2 separate regions of the Homo sapiens genome follow, and region 1 is linked to region 2. The links are chromatin contacts, found by Hi-C or POLR2A ChIA-PET in ENCODE. All regions are on one chromosome and are shown on one strand. The core of a region is the stretch at or near the end of the contact, and the rest is flanking DNA. Distances in the headings are between cores, read along the strand shown.

Region 1 (7,413 bases), core at 517-3,016, 110 kb before region 2:
GTTGGATGACTTTCTGAGAGTCACACAACTCAGCAAAGCCAGAGCTGGGACTCAAACCCAAGTTTCTGGCCCACAGGTCCAGTGATCCTCCCATCCCCCATGCCATCCCAGGCAGTCTACTCTTAAGGTTCTTTTCAGCTAAGGAAAGGAACTCTGGTTTCCAGAAGCTCCTGGCTACTCCATACCCATTTACTGCACTCACACTGAGCCAGTGTCCTGCATTTTTCTCTTCTCTGTCCAGACAGGAGACTACCCCAGGCCTGCACCTGCAGAAAACAAGCTGGATCAGAGGTAGTTAAAAGCACAGCTCTCCAGCAGTCAGAAAGAAGTGTGTCCAACCTGCAAGCTACGCAACCTAAGTCTCAGTATTCTTCACTGTACCATGAGGATAACACTGGTACCGATTTCCTGGGGCTGTAGTGAGCATTCAATGGATGTCACATGTAAAGGTGCTTAGCACCTAGTAAACCCTGAACAGATGCTGACCATTGTCATGAAAACCTCAGTTTTAATCACATAGGCCCACGGGAAACTCAGCAAGATCCACTGACCAGCTCTAAAATCAGGGAATGTGTTAGTCATTTCATCAGCTACCCATGTTATCACTAAATTCAAAAGCAAATACTCCCGTGCCCTTAATCCAACTACTTTAATGTCTCTTTTGAGGGGAGGTAGGGGTGTTGCTTTTCATCCCTGCTGCAACAGCCAATTTCAAAGCTCAACTTTTTTAGAAACTTCTGCGTCCAACTCACAGTTCTTGTTAGGAGGGCAGTAGTAGGAGAGGATAAAATATACGGAAACAGTGGTCATATTCACATGTGACACTACACCCTTGGAAAAACAGCTTCTATTTTCTTACAGAAAGTATCCTGTGTCCAGTGAGCCAAAAGATGAAAGCAATGCATACCCCGTTTATTCTGTTTAAAGAATTAGGCCAAGCGCAGTGGCTGACGCCTGTCATCCCAGTACTTTAGGAGGCCGAGGCGGGCGGATCACCTGGGGTTAGGAGTTCAAGACCAGCCTGGCCAACATAGTGAAACCCATTGTCTACTAAAAAATATAAAAAAATTAATCGCGCATGGTGATATGCGACTGTAAATCCCAGCTACTTGGGAGGCTGAAGTGGGAGGATGGCTTGAGCCCAGGAGGCAGAGGCTGCAATGAGACATATTCAGGCAACTGCACTCAAGCATGGGCGACAGAGCAAGTCCCTCCCTCAAGGACAAAAAAAAAAAAAAAAAGAATTAAGTTTCCATAAAACAGGGAAGGGCAGCGGGCTTGGGATCTTGCCCACAGTTCTTAACTCGAGACGGCACCGAGTAAGGGAGGCTTTTAAAGAGATGGAGCAAGAAAATCACCAAGAAACGAGGCAACACTATGCTACATGGGTAAGCCTTTGCCTCAGGAGCCCAGGGGCTCCGCGCATCCACAACTTCTTTTAAAAGCAGAAAATACCCAACGAGAAAAGCACCGACCACACGGCCTGAAGGCCCGCTGAATCGGGGGGACGAAAAGCAGACGGCCGTGAAACTCCTAAATAATCCCTAAAAGTTAAAAGTGGCAGAAAATAAGAATAATCCCCAAATACTCGCACCGGTCTCACGAAGGCCCCGGCTGTCTACAAGGGCGCGCAAGCCGCAGGAATGACTGCGAGGTGTCGCCGGAAATGCAGCGGCGGGCGCTCTCCGTCCCGGTGGCGGGGCGAGGAGAGGGGAGCGGCTCTGTTGTGCCTGCGCAGTGTACCGGGAGAGGGGCGGTCAGAGAATGGGGACGGTGCGGGCGGGGCTTGAGCCGCCAAGTAGCAGCATGCGCCCTGCATTCAGCGGGTGGAGAGTGGGGCGGGGCATCGCGGCGAGCTCCTGAGTCCAGGGAACGCGGCGGGGAATCTCTGTGCTTCCCCTGTCCGCAGCGCCTGCAGGGCCGACCAGTATCAGTCCCAGGTCCAATCCTGAGTGGCCAAAAGCAGGAGACCCGGAGTTGGACCTGGGACTTGCACAAGCCGGACCACGTGAGCTCGGCCACGCCAGAGGTGAGGCCACCGCTGCGGGACCAGGGAATCTGAGGCTGGATTTTGAAGGACCCCATTAATAGAGGAACAAGTTACAGGGTATAAACCAGATGCAGGCCATCAGGGAGGAGTGTCACTCAAGCCCGATCTTGTCTACACCAGGAAGGGCCTGCCTGGAAGAAAATACGGGGGCTGCAGAATAATGTGGCTCAAAGCCAAATATCCGTTTGTTTTAGGGAGTGAGGCTGCTTGAGAAGCATCTTAAAGGGGGATGGGGAGTAAGTTAAACCTGATTTTTACCCAGCTCTGTGGACCCAAAATATCCACAGCATATTATCTCCATTCCCACTTGGAGTCACTCCTATTCCGTTTCCTGCACCACCATTCTCTTAGTTGCTCTACACTAAAATTTGCTGTCATCGTTGACTTCTCCCTCTCCATCCCCTACAAGTATCAACATACACAAATCTGACCAATATAATTGTCAGTGAATAAAGCGAATTCCAGCCAAGTTTTTTTTTTTTTTATGTGGAGTCTCACTCTATTGCCCAGGCTGGAGTGCAGCGTATGATCTTGTCTCACCACTACCTCTGACTCCCATGTTCAACTGATTCTCCTGCCTCAGCTGCCTGAGTAGCTGGGATTATAGGCCTGTACCACCACCCCTGGCTGCCAGGCTAATTTTTGTTATTTTTAGTGGAGATAGTGAGAGATCACAACGTGCCAGTGTGTTCAAAATTGATGGCTTCTTGGTCTGACTTGAGAAAGCTGCAGACCCTCGCGATGAGTGTTAGTTCTTAAAAGCAGTGTCTCTAGAGTTTTTCTTCCGATGTTTAGAAGTATTCAGGGAGTTTTTCTGCTGGTGGGTTTGCTGTCTCACTGGCTCAACGAGCAAAGCTACAGACCTCTGTGGTGGATGTTAAAGCTCTTAAGGCAGTGTGTCTGGAATTGTTTGTTCTTCCCGGTGGGATCGTGGTCTCCCTAGCTTTGGACTGGCTCAAGGAGCAAAGCTACAGACTTCTATAACGAATGTTAAAGCTCTTAAGGCAGTGCGTCTGGAATATGTTTGTTCTTTCCGGTGGGATCGTGGTCTTCGTAGCTTTGGGAGCAAAACTGCAAATCTTCGCAGTGAGCGTTACCACTTGTAAAGACAACACAGGACCTAAGCACCGAGCAACAGCAATATTTGTTGCAAAAAGAAAAAGAGAAAGAACAAAGCCTCCTCCACATAGAAGAAAACCCAAGTGCGTTACAACTACTGGCTTGGGCAGCCTGCTTTTATTCTCTTATCTGGCCCCACCCACATCCTGCTGATTGGTAGAGCCGAGTGGTCTGTTTTGACAGGGTGCTGATTGGTGCGTTTACAATCCCTGAGCTAGATACAAAAGTTCTCCACGTCCCCACCAGATTAGCTATAGAGTGTCCACACAAAGGTTCTCCAAGGTCCTGCCAGAGTAGCTAGATACAGAGTGTGGATTGGTGCATTCACAAACCCTGAGCTAGACACACGGTGCTGACTGGTGTGTTTACAAACCTTGAGCTAGATACAGAGTGCCGATTGGTGTATTTACAATCCCTAAGCTAGACATAAAGGTTCTCCACGGTCCCCACCAGAGTAGCTAGATACAGTGTCCATTGGTGCATTCACAAACCCTGAGCCAGACACAGGGGGCTGATTGGTGTGTTTACAAACCTTGAGCTAGATATAGAGTGCCAATTGGTGTATTTACAATCCCTGAGCTAAACATAAAGGTTCTCCACCTCCCCACCAGACTTAACCCAGCTGGCTTCACCCAGTGGATCCCACACCAGGGCTGCAGGTGGAGCTGCCTTCCAGTCCTGCGCCCTGCGCCCACACTTCTCAGCTCTTGGGTGGTTGATGGGACTGGGCCCTGTGGAGCAGGGGGTGGTGCTCATCAGGGAGGCTCGGGCCCTACAGGAGCCCACGGAGGTGGTGGGAGGCTCAGGCATGGCGGGCTGCAGGTTCCGAGCCCTGCCCCGTCGGAAGGCAGCTAAGGCCCCGCGAGAAATCCAACGCAGCGCCGGTGGGCTGGCACTGCTGGGGGACCCAGTACACCCTCTGCAGCCGCTGGCCTGGGTGCCAAGCCCCTCATTGCCCAGGGCCGGCCGGCCGGCTGCTCCGAGTGCGGGGCCCGCCAAGCCCACGCCCACCCGGAACTCCAACTGGCGCGGAAGCGCCGCGCGCAGCCCTGGTTTCCGCTCGCGCCTCTTCCTCCACACCTCCCTGCAAGCTGAGGGAGCCAGCTCTGGCCTTGGCCAGCCCAGAAAGGGGTTCCCACAGTGCAGCGGTGGGCTAAAGGGCTCAAGTGCCTCCAAAGTGGGAGCCCAGGAAGAGGAGGCGCCGAGAGCGAGGGCTCTGAGGACTGCCAGCACGTCGTCACCTCTCACTAGCAGCCTTCGCTTGCTCTCGGTGCCTCCTTAGCATCGGCCAGGCTCGAGGAGCCCTTCAGCCCGCCGCTGCGCTGTGCGGGGCCCTCCCTGGGGCTGGCCGAGACCGGAGCCGGCTCCATCTGCTCGTGGGGAGGCGTGGAGGGAGAGGCGCAGGCGGGGACTGGGGCTGCGCTGCCCCGGGTTCCAGGTGGGCGCAGGCTCGGTGGGCCCCGCACTTGGCGCGACCTGCCGGCCCCTGCTGGGCTTGATCGGAGGCTGGGTCCAGTGCGTGGACCGCCGTTCCCTCTTGGCGGGGTCGTTGGCCACGATGGCGGGTCTCTGTCTCTCTCCTCCTCTTTTCCTCTTGGTTGTGTGGGAGGAGCTCCCGGAGTGCCCAGGCTAGTTGCCAAAAAGTCCCACCCAACTCCCAGCGAGAGGTGAAGCCCGCTGGGCTTCTGGGACGGGTGGGGACTTGGAAAACTTTTGTGTCTAGCTAAAGGATTGTAAATGCACCAGTCAGCAGTTTTTTGTCTAGCTAAAGGTTTGTAAACGCACCAATCAGCGCTCTGTGTCTAGCTAATCTGGTCAGGACTTGGAGAACTTTTGTATCTAGCCAAAGGATTGTAAACGCACCAATCAGCACTCTGTGTCTAGCTAAAGGTTTGCAAATGCACCAATCGGCACTCTGTAAAATGGACCAATCAGCTGGATGTGGGTGTGGCCAGATTAGGGAATAAAAACTGGCCACCCACAGCCAGTAGGGGAAACGTGCTTGGGTGTTTTCTTGGGCTGACAGAGCTTTGTTCTTTTGCTTTTTGCAATAAATGTTGGTGCTGATAGTTCTTTAGATCCGTGCAATGTTTATGAGTTTTAATACTCACCGTGATAAGGCTACAGTTTTGCTTCTGAAGCTAGTGAGACCACAAACCCACTGAAAGCAGATGAAAAACTGGATGTGCCACCTTTATGAACTGTAGCACTGACTGCAGAGGTTGGTGGTTTTATTGCTGAGGCTAGCAGAGAGCACAAACCCACCAGAAAGAACAAGTAACTGCAGATGTGCCACCTCTAAGAGGTGTAACACTCACTGCAAAGGCCTGCAGCTTCATTCCTGAAATCAGTGAGACCGTGAACCCACCAGTAGGAAGAAACTAGATAATGTCTGAATGTCGGAAGGAACAAACTTTGGACCCACCATCTTTAACAGTTGTAACATTCAATCATGAGGGTCTGTGGCTTTATTCTTGAAGTCAGCAAGACGAACCCACAAAGTCCAGACACAATGGGGTTTCACCATGTTGGCCCAGCTGGTCTCAAACTCTTAATCTCATCTGCCCACCTCAGTCTCCCAAAGTGCTGGGATTAGAGGCATGAGCTGCTTTGCTGGCCTTTGTAGCATGGTTTTTGCTTTTTTTTTTTTTTTTGAGATGGAGTTTTGCTGTTGTAGAAAGTAGAAAAGCTTCTCTTCAAACCTTGTCTTGGTTTAAAAATAGACACCAGGAATAATCACATCTTACTCCAAAGCCTGCTATCAACTGTTAGTTCTTACGATTTAGCCCAGTTAGTTGCTTTGGCTTATTCAGGCATGTCTGGACAGGCCCAAGCAAGTCTCAGCTCATATTTTATGCCCCTTCCTTATTTGGAAATGTTATTATTTCCTTAAACCTTTCATAAGCAACTTAGTCTCCTTTATCCTCCCTTGCACCTAACTATTTAGGAAAGTTTCAGGTTGTTAGCAAATTGGAAATTTAAGACCGAGGTCCAGCACCAGTCAATGCATGCAGGACACAGCAGTAAGGAGGACCCAAATGTGTAAACCCTCTGCTTTTCCTTTGTTCAAGTGTGCTATTGCCGTTGTTCCATCTGTGAGAAGCACCCTTTCTGCAGGAAGTGAAAATGGCCTTGCTGAGAGAATTAAATTTATGTTTGAGTGCTATTTTGTGGTGCTGGGGAACAAGCATTTCTAACAGTTGCCCAGGCTGGAGTGCAGTGGCATGATCTCAGCTCACTGCAACCTTTGCCTCTCAGGTTCAAGTGATTTTCCTGCTCAGCCTCCTGAGCGGCTGAGATTACAGATGTGTGGCACCATGCCTGGCTATTTTTTGTGTTTTTAGTAGAGACAGTGGTTCACCATGTTGGCCAGGCTGGTCCCACACTCCCAGCCTCAAGCAATCTGCCTGCCTGGGCCTCCCACAAGTGTCGGGATTACAGGTGTGAGCCACCATGCCCGGTCGCGGCGTATATTCTTAAAGACAAACTTTCCACTTGTGGCAGCACCTACCTTGCAGATAGCAAAATTGAAGCCCTTGTTTATCACAGCTGATTCTAACCAGCCAACGCTGATAATGACTAAGAACTTGCAGGAATTGCAGTATGCCAGACCTTCAATTTAATTGAAGACCTTCCTGAACAATTAATAGGGAGACTTGTCTTAACCTGCAGGAACGGCTTTAGGGGCTCATTCTTCCCTATGCAGGCGCAAGCCTCAAACCTTAATTAGGATCATCCACCATGATTCCCGCACTCTCCCCCTCACCTTATACTTGAAGAAACTCAACCTCAGAGAATTGTATTATCTACGGTCTTTGTCAGTGGTACAGCTATGATTTAAAGTAAGGTCTGAAATACAAAAATTAGCCAGGCGTGGTGGCACACCCCTGTAATCCAAGGTACTCTGGAGGCTGAGGCAGGAGAATTGCTTGAACCTAGGAGGCGGAGGTTGCCATGAGCCAAGATTGCGCCATTGCACTCCAGCCTGGGCAACAGAGCAAGACTCTCTCAAAAACAAAGAAACGAACAAACAGTGTAAAGAAAGAAAAGCAGCATTTTAAATAATGTTTATATAACTCATAGGAAAGTAGGAAAAAGAAAACAAAAACAGCACAAACAGCAAAACAAAAAAATGGCCAACTTAAGTCTTAAAACATTAATGACATTAAATGTAAACAGTCTAAATACATCAATTAAAAGACAGAATGGATTAAGAAATATGACACAACTATATGCTGCATACA
Region 2 (6,895 bases), core at 1,507-4,006:
CTGCGTTTGTTAAACATGATTCTTTGAAATGCAAGCTTTATTTATATTGACTTGACGTTCTCATTATTCTTACACAGTTTGGTCCTCATTTTGGGAGAACTATCTGTGGTAACAAGTTCCAGAAATTGCTTATTATTTAAGCTCACATATATACTTTTTAATTTCTTAAGAAAACAAGGAATTTTGTTTTTAAATGTTAAATAGTCAATGCTGATGAGAATATATTGAAAGGGCTTTCTCACAATTCAATGGTAGTGCTGAAATTGGTTCAGCTGTAGAAAATCAATTTAGAAACATGTAGGAAAAGCCACCATAACTGCCAATTCCCTTTGACCCTTTAATATCTTCAAAATAAGCTACGGAAGGGACTTTTAAAATGCAGAAATCCGTATATGAAGATGTTCATTATGACATTACACACGATAACTGACAGCACCAGCTTTGAAGTCGGAGAGACAAGCATTGCTACCACTAACTGTATGACTCTGAACAACTATTGAATCTCTTTAAGACATGGTGTACTCGTCTTTAAAACCTCACAGGGTTTTGGGAGGGCTAAATGAGAAAAATCTGTGTACAGTGCTTTGCAATGCCTGGCATACATAACCACTAAATACATGGTTGAAAATATAATCCCTTTAATAAAATCATGGGGATAATGTTTCTGTGGAAAAGACCGCTTTTTTTACTATAATCTAAAGCAGTTTTCTCAACCTCAGCATTATCGACATTTGGACCAGGTAATTCTTTGTCGTGGGGGCTGACCTATGTCGTTTAGGATGTTTAGCAGTGTTCCCAGTCTCTTCCCACTAGATGCCAGTAGCAGGTCCCCAACCACAGATGTGACAGACCAAAATCTCTCCAGACATTGCCAAATGTCCCCTCAGGTGCAAAATCACCCCTGGTTAAGAATGATTGATCTAAAGTTAAAACAAAAACAAAGGCCGGGCGCGGTGGCTCACGCCTGTAATCTCAGCACTCTGGGAGGCTGAGAGGAGTGGATTACCTGAGGTCAGGAGTTCAAGACCAGCCTGGCCAACATGGTGAAAGCCTGTCTCTACTAAAAATACAAAAATTAGCCGGGCGTGGTGGCACACACCTGTAATCCCAGCTCCTTGGGAGGCTGAGGCAGGAGAATTGCTCCAACCCAGGAGGCAGAGGTTGCAGTGAGCCGAGATTGCACCACTGCACTTCAGCCTGGGCAACAGAGTGAGGCTCTGAATCAAAAAAACAAGCAAACAAAAAAAAAACCCCACAAAAACACCAGAATATGAAATTGTATACTATTAATAAACCATGCACAAATATTTGCATGTGAAATGTGAGTGGAGGAAATACCAGTGTTTTCCTTACTTATAAAACTTTCTTTAATGTTGTATTGCTTTTATATTTTTTACAAAAGTTTATTGATATACATCTAAGCTTTATTTGCTTCATTAATTTAGTAATTGTGCTTGTGACTAATTCTAATAATTCAATTAACTTTAACAACAAAAAAAATGGAAAATTACCAAATGGCAGGGAATTGTAGTGTTAAATAACTTGTAGCCTCTTATTCTGATTGCTAATTTGGGTCATTTTTGGAAATTCAAAGTACATAGGCCGGGCATGGTGGCTCACGCCTGTAATCCCAGCACTTTGGGAGGCCGAGGCGGGCAGACCACGAGATCAAGAGATCGAGACCATCCTGGCCAACATGGTGAAACCCCGTCTCTACTAAAAATACAAAAATTAGCCGGGCGTGGTGGCGCACACCTGTAGTCCCAGCTACTTGGGAGCCTGAGGCAGGAGAATTGCTTGAATCCGGGAGGCGGAGGTTTCAGTGAGCTGAGATCGCGTCACTGCACTCCAGCCTGCCAATAGAGCGAGACTCCGTCTCAAAAAAAAAAAAAAAGAAAGAAAGAAATTAAAAGTATATATTTGTTTCCACCCAGTACTGGTTCAATTGATCAATTGAACCAGTTCAAGTGATCAATTGATCACTTAGGATTTTTTTTTTTTTTCAAATAGACATGGCTCTCCTCTCACTATGTTGCCCAGGCTGTCAAACTCCTGGACTCAAGCAATCCTCCCACCTTGGCCTCCCAAAGTGCTGGGATTACAGGCATGAGCCATCACATTTGGCCTATTTAGGATTTTTAACACGAGAAACTTACTAAAAGAGACCCTGTTTTGTTTGATGTGGATGTTTCTAGTTTTGTAGTCCCTGAGACAGTGGTATAGCATTCTTAATATGACATCTCTGCACTCATCTCGCATAACTGCCAACAAATTCACTCCTTAGTTTAAAAGGAAAAGATGAAATGAAGAAAGGAGGAAAACCCCTGAATTTTAGAATTGAATGGATTTCAAAAATTTCCTAATGCCTCCCCCTCGTTACCAAGCTATGTGAACTACAGCCTAGAAAATTTAAGTGAATTTTCTAGGCTCTAGTTTAGGAGTGCAGATGTGCTAAAGAACTTGTTGATTTTGTTTCCAGATAATTTACTCACTTATTCAAATACTTTCTTGCATGCCTCCAACATTCCAGAGTAGATGGTGGAGGTAAAGCCATGAATGGGATATTCTTGGGGTTTTCAGCTTAATGTATCTAGAGAATTTATATTTATTAATATCTTCAGTAGCAGCCTAAATGCCTTCAAGCCAGAGTCATTCTTGGACAGTCTTCTGGTGAAGACTAGGCAATGTCAGTAAAAAGTTGAGAAACATAGGCAATCCTTGGCTCAGAGCAGTTCAGATTTCATTACAATGCTGACATGGTCCATTGGCCGCCTGCCTATGCATCTCTGCTGTTTATAATTTTTAGCTCTTGTCAAACACTCTTCTAATTATAGCAGATTTTCCTGAGGTGGTGAAGGCCTTCAGCTTCCATATTCCCAGACATGTAGCCTGAGAATGTTCCCTTCTTTGCTCCACTAAACCCTGCCATACTTCAAAATCTTTCACCTTCACGATTAACCTAATGCACTAGTTATTCCCTTCCAGCTACGACTGTTGAAATTTTGCACAGTACAGGAGTCGCCAATGGATTTCCAATCTACCAGCAGTTCTCCAAGCTGGTTGATAATAGCATTGCTCAAACACATACCTTTTGCTTTCCTTTGATGCCACAGTCCTCACTCAGGTGCTCAACATCTCTCATCAAGAAGACTGTAATTGCCTGCCAGTGGGTCTCTCTGTCTGCAGTATTTCCACCAGATGCAGTCAATACCACCAGATGGCTCTTCCTATAATCAGCACTGATCCTGTCACCCTTCTATTTGAATGGTTGACCCTGTGTCTGATTTTTCAAGCCAGCTTGAGATGCCCCACCACCACTCACCCTCCAACAAACAAGCAAACTCAGACTTGGTCTCATCCTAGACCTCTTCTGCCGCCTCTTACCACCCTTACCAGAATTCCAACTCCTCACTTCATTTCTCATTTTACATTTCTACATTTGTTCCCCTGGACCCAGCTTCATGCTTATCTCCTCCCTCAAGAGCTAGATTCTGAACTGTCATTTCTTTCCTTTGCTTCATACTGTCACTAACCAAGCAGACTGCCCCAGCCAGCTCCTCAGAATTATAACCCTGGCCAGACCCATCACTTCAGTTCTATAGATCACATTCCGGCCAGGAAGATCCCAAAATGCTGACCACAACACATAAGAGCTTTTACAATCTTGCCCTCTGCTATGGTTTGAATGTGTCCCCCAAAATTCATGTGTTGGAAACTTGATCCCCAGTGCAACAGTTTTGAGAGGTGGGACCTTAAGAACTGACCAGGTCATGAGGGCTCTGACATCATGAATGGACTAATGTCATTATTTTGAGTATGGGTTCATAATTGCAGGATTGGGCTCATTATCACAGGAGTGGATTTATTGTAAAAGCAAGCTTGACCCTCTCTTGGTTCTCACTCTTATGTGCTCTCTTGCCCTTCCACTTTATGCCATGAGATGATGCAGCATGAACGCCTTCACCAGATGCCACTGCTGTGCTCTTGAGCTTCCCAGCCTCCAGAATCAGGAGCCAGATAAACCTCTTTTCTTATAAATTACCCAGTCTCAGGGATTCTGTTACACAGCAGAAAATAAACTAAGACACCTCCAGACTACAAACAGCAGACTGGGAGCCCATAAACCACATTTGATTGGTAGGCCTGTTTGGTTTGACCCCTGCAGTAGGGTGGAATTGAGCCAACATGGAAAAACCAGATTTTCTATGGAAGTCTGAATTCCTATTGTCCCTTGACAACAATTCACCGGGGTTTTAGGCATCCAGGAGCTCTCTGGCCACCCTGGCCCCAACGTGTTTCATTCACCTACATTGTCTGGCCCTGTTGACATGTAGTTTGCAACACTGGGTTCCAGGCCTCATCTTTCAACAATGTCCACACACACCCAAATGTCCTGCCACACATCTGGGAATTCCTGAATTGGTCTTCCATTTTCACACAGCTCTTTGCACCTTGGCTTATGCAAATGTCTAACATAAGAAAACATGCTCAACCTTGTTAGGAACTAAGTTACTAAAGTTAAAACCCTAAGGTAGCCTCTCTTTTTGTGTTTGTTTATTAGAGACAATGTCTCTGCTCTATTGCGCAGGCTGGATTTGAACTCCTGGTTTCAAGGGATCATCCCATGTCACCCTCCTGAGTGGCTAGGATTACAGACATGTACCACTGCACCTAGTAATTCCTCTTTTTATACTTATCAAGCTCGCAAAGATTTAGAAAATAATAATGCCCCATAGTGGAAAAGGTAGAGTGAAATGGAGCCCTCAAACCCGCAAGTGGGAGTATAAATTGGTACAATTTTTGGAAGAGCAATATGACATTCTGGATTAAAAGCCTTAAAAATGTGCATATCGCCAGGCGTGGTGGCTCACGCCTGTAATCCCAGCACTTTGTGAGGCTGAGGCAAGGTGGATCACCTGAGGTCGGGAGTTTGAGACCAGCCTGACCAACATGGAGAAACCCCGTCTCTACTAAAAATACAAAATTAGCCAGGCGTAGTGGCGCATGCCTGTAATCCCAGCTACTCAGGAGACTGAGGCAGGAGAATCACTTGAACCCGGGAGGCAGAGATTGCAGTGAGCCGAGATCGTGCCACTGCACTCCAGCCTGGGCAACAAGAGTGAAACTCCATCTCAAAAAAAAAAAAAAAAAAAAAGTGCATACCATTTGACTCAGCATTTCAATCTATTGGAATCTGTCTCAAGGAAGTTATTTATAAATTATTATTTGAGGCAGAGGAGAGATTCTGAAACCTAAGCAAGTTCTCGAACCTAAGCAGGATTCAAGTGCCTGCTCTGTCAATTACTAACTGTGAGACCACTGACAGGTTATCTAATCTCTCTGTTCCTCAGTTTCCCTATCTCAAAATTAGAGTAAAAGCAGCATGTTTACCATGTGAACTTATTGTGAAGTACATAATATACTTAAAACCCTCTGAATGGCGCTCGGTACATAGTGCTGTTAAAGTATCTATCATCATTAATTATCAATTTTATTAACAAAACAACTGATTACCAATAAGACCCCCCAAATGTCTGTAAGTTAGGGCTTTTCTAAATAAATTATATTGCATTCAAATGATAGCACTCTACAGAGCTATTAAAAATTATGGTGACAAACTCTTCATGACATGGAAAGCCATGACATACTGTTAGGTGAGGTGAAATGGTCTGGATCTGTGTCCCTGCGCAAATCTCATGTTGAATTGTAATCCTCAGCGTTGGAGCTGGGGTCTGGGTGGGAGGTGATTGGATCGTGGGGGCGTTTTCCAGTGGTTTAGCACCGTCCTCCTAGCGCTGTCTCGTGATAGAATTCTCGTGAGATCTGGCTGTTTAAAAGTGTGTGGCATCTCCCCGTTCTGCTCTTCCTCCTGCTCCAGCCATGTGAGATGCTTGCTCCCTTTTTGCCTTCCACAATGTTTGAAAGTTTCCTGAGGATTCCCCAGATGCTGAGCAGATGCCAGGATTTTGCTTGCTGTACAGCCTGTGGAACTGTGAGGCAATTAAGCCTCTTCTCTTTATAAAATACCCAGTCTCGGCAGATCACCTGAGGTCAAGAGTTCAAAACCAGCCCGGCCAACATGGTGAAACCCCGTCTCTACTAAAAATACAAAAAATTAGCTGGGTGTGGTGGTGCACCCCTGTAATCCCAGCTATTTGGGAGGCTGAGGCAGGAGAATCGCTTGAACCCGGAAGGCGGTGGTTGCAGTGAGCCGAGGTCACGCCATTGCACTCCAGCCTGGGTGACAGAGTGAGACTCTGTCTCAAAAAAATAAATAATAAAAATAAATAATAAATAAATTACCTAGTCTCAGGTATTTCTTTATTGCAATGGGAATGGACTAATACATGAGGAGAGCTGGTTATAAAAACCAGTAAAGACATGTAAAACTATGCTTTTATATAAAAAACATATACTGAACTATTATCTCTGAGTATTGAGTTTAGTGATGATTTTTATTTTAGTCTTTATCGTTTTCTGCATTTTATTTTTAAAATGTTACTTTTATGACCACTGCTGGGCAGGTGGCGATTTTAAAAATTTCTCAACCACTATTAAATTTCTTTAATGGAAATTTCCATTAAATTTCTTTAATGGAAATTTCCATTAAATTTCTTTAATGGAAGTTAAAGGTACATTCTCAAAATTAACTAGAAAAAACTCATTTTTAAAAGAGATCCCAATAAATATCTTGCTTTATCATATGTTTCTGCTAAACAAGGATATATTTTGATTTGTTGTGGCAGGCTGCAAAAGATGGTCACAAATGTGTCTGTCTCACTGCTATATGCAGTCATTGTTCAGTATGACTTTGCAGCTTTTCCATTAAGAGGGGGAAAATGTTTCTCTACCTCTTGGATCTAGTTTTGGCCATGTGACTTGCTTTTGGCCAATG

What was found. A loop is a pair of places that touch in the nucleus more often than their neighbours do. ChIA-PET counts read pairs that join two places held with the same protein, here RNA polymerase II (POLR2A).
Region 1: a loop to region 2 is called in a map of sigmoid colon, with 2.0 times the contacts of the local background. The contact joins the promoter of TMEM14C here to the enhancer-like site in region 2. A Hi-C loop is called at or near these places in 1 of 168 maps with a recorded cell type or tissue (sigmoid colon). POLR2A ChIA-PET finds 5 or more read pairs at or near these places in 3 of 52 experiments (Panc1, activated B cell and activated CD4-positive, alpha-beta T cell).

What each region holds. Positions count from the first base shown.
Region 1 is chr6:10,717,423-10,724,835 of GRCh38, reverse strand. TMEM14C (transmembrane protein 14C) reads right to left here and starts at 1,766. Exons shown (of 6, transcript NM_016462.4): 1 at 1,595-1,766; 2 at 203-266. The coding sequence starts at 222. RefSeq lists an enhancer at 870-1,766 and silencers at 1,706-1,835, 4,080-4,219, 4,550-4,709.
Region 2 is chr6:10,606,334-10,613,228 of GRCh38, reverse strand. All of the region lies in intron 3 of GCNT2 (glucosaminyl (N-acetyl) transferase 2 (I blood group)), which reads right to left. Among named protein-coding and RNA genes, the nearest start is that of C6orf52, 85 kb to the left of the region's middle. Within about 2 kb of position 2,756, at least 4 of the 41 ENCODE cell types and tissues checked have a DNase peak (open chromatin) inside an H3K27ac peak, as active enhancers do.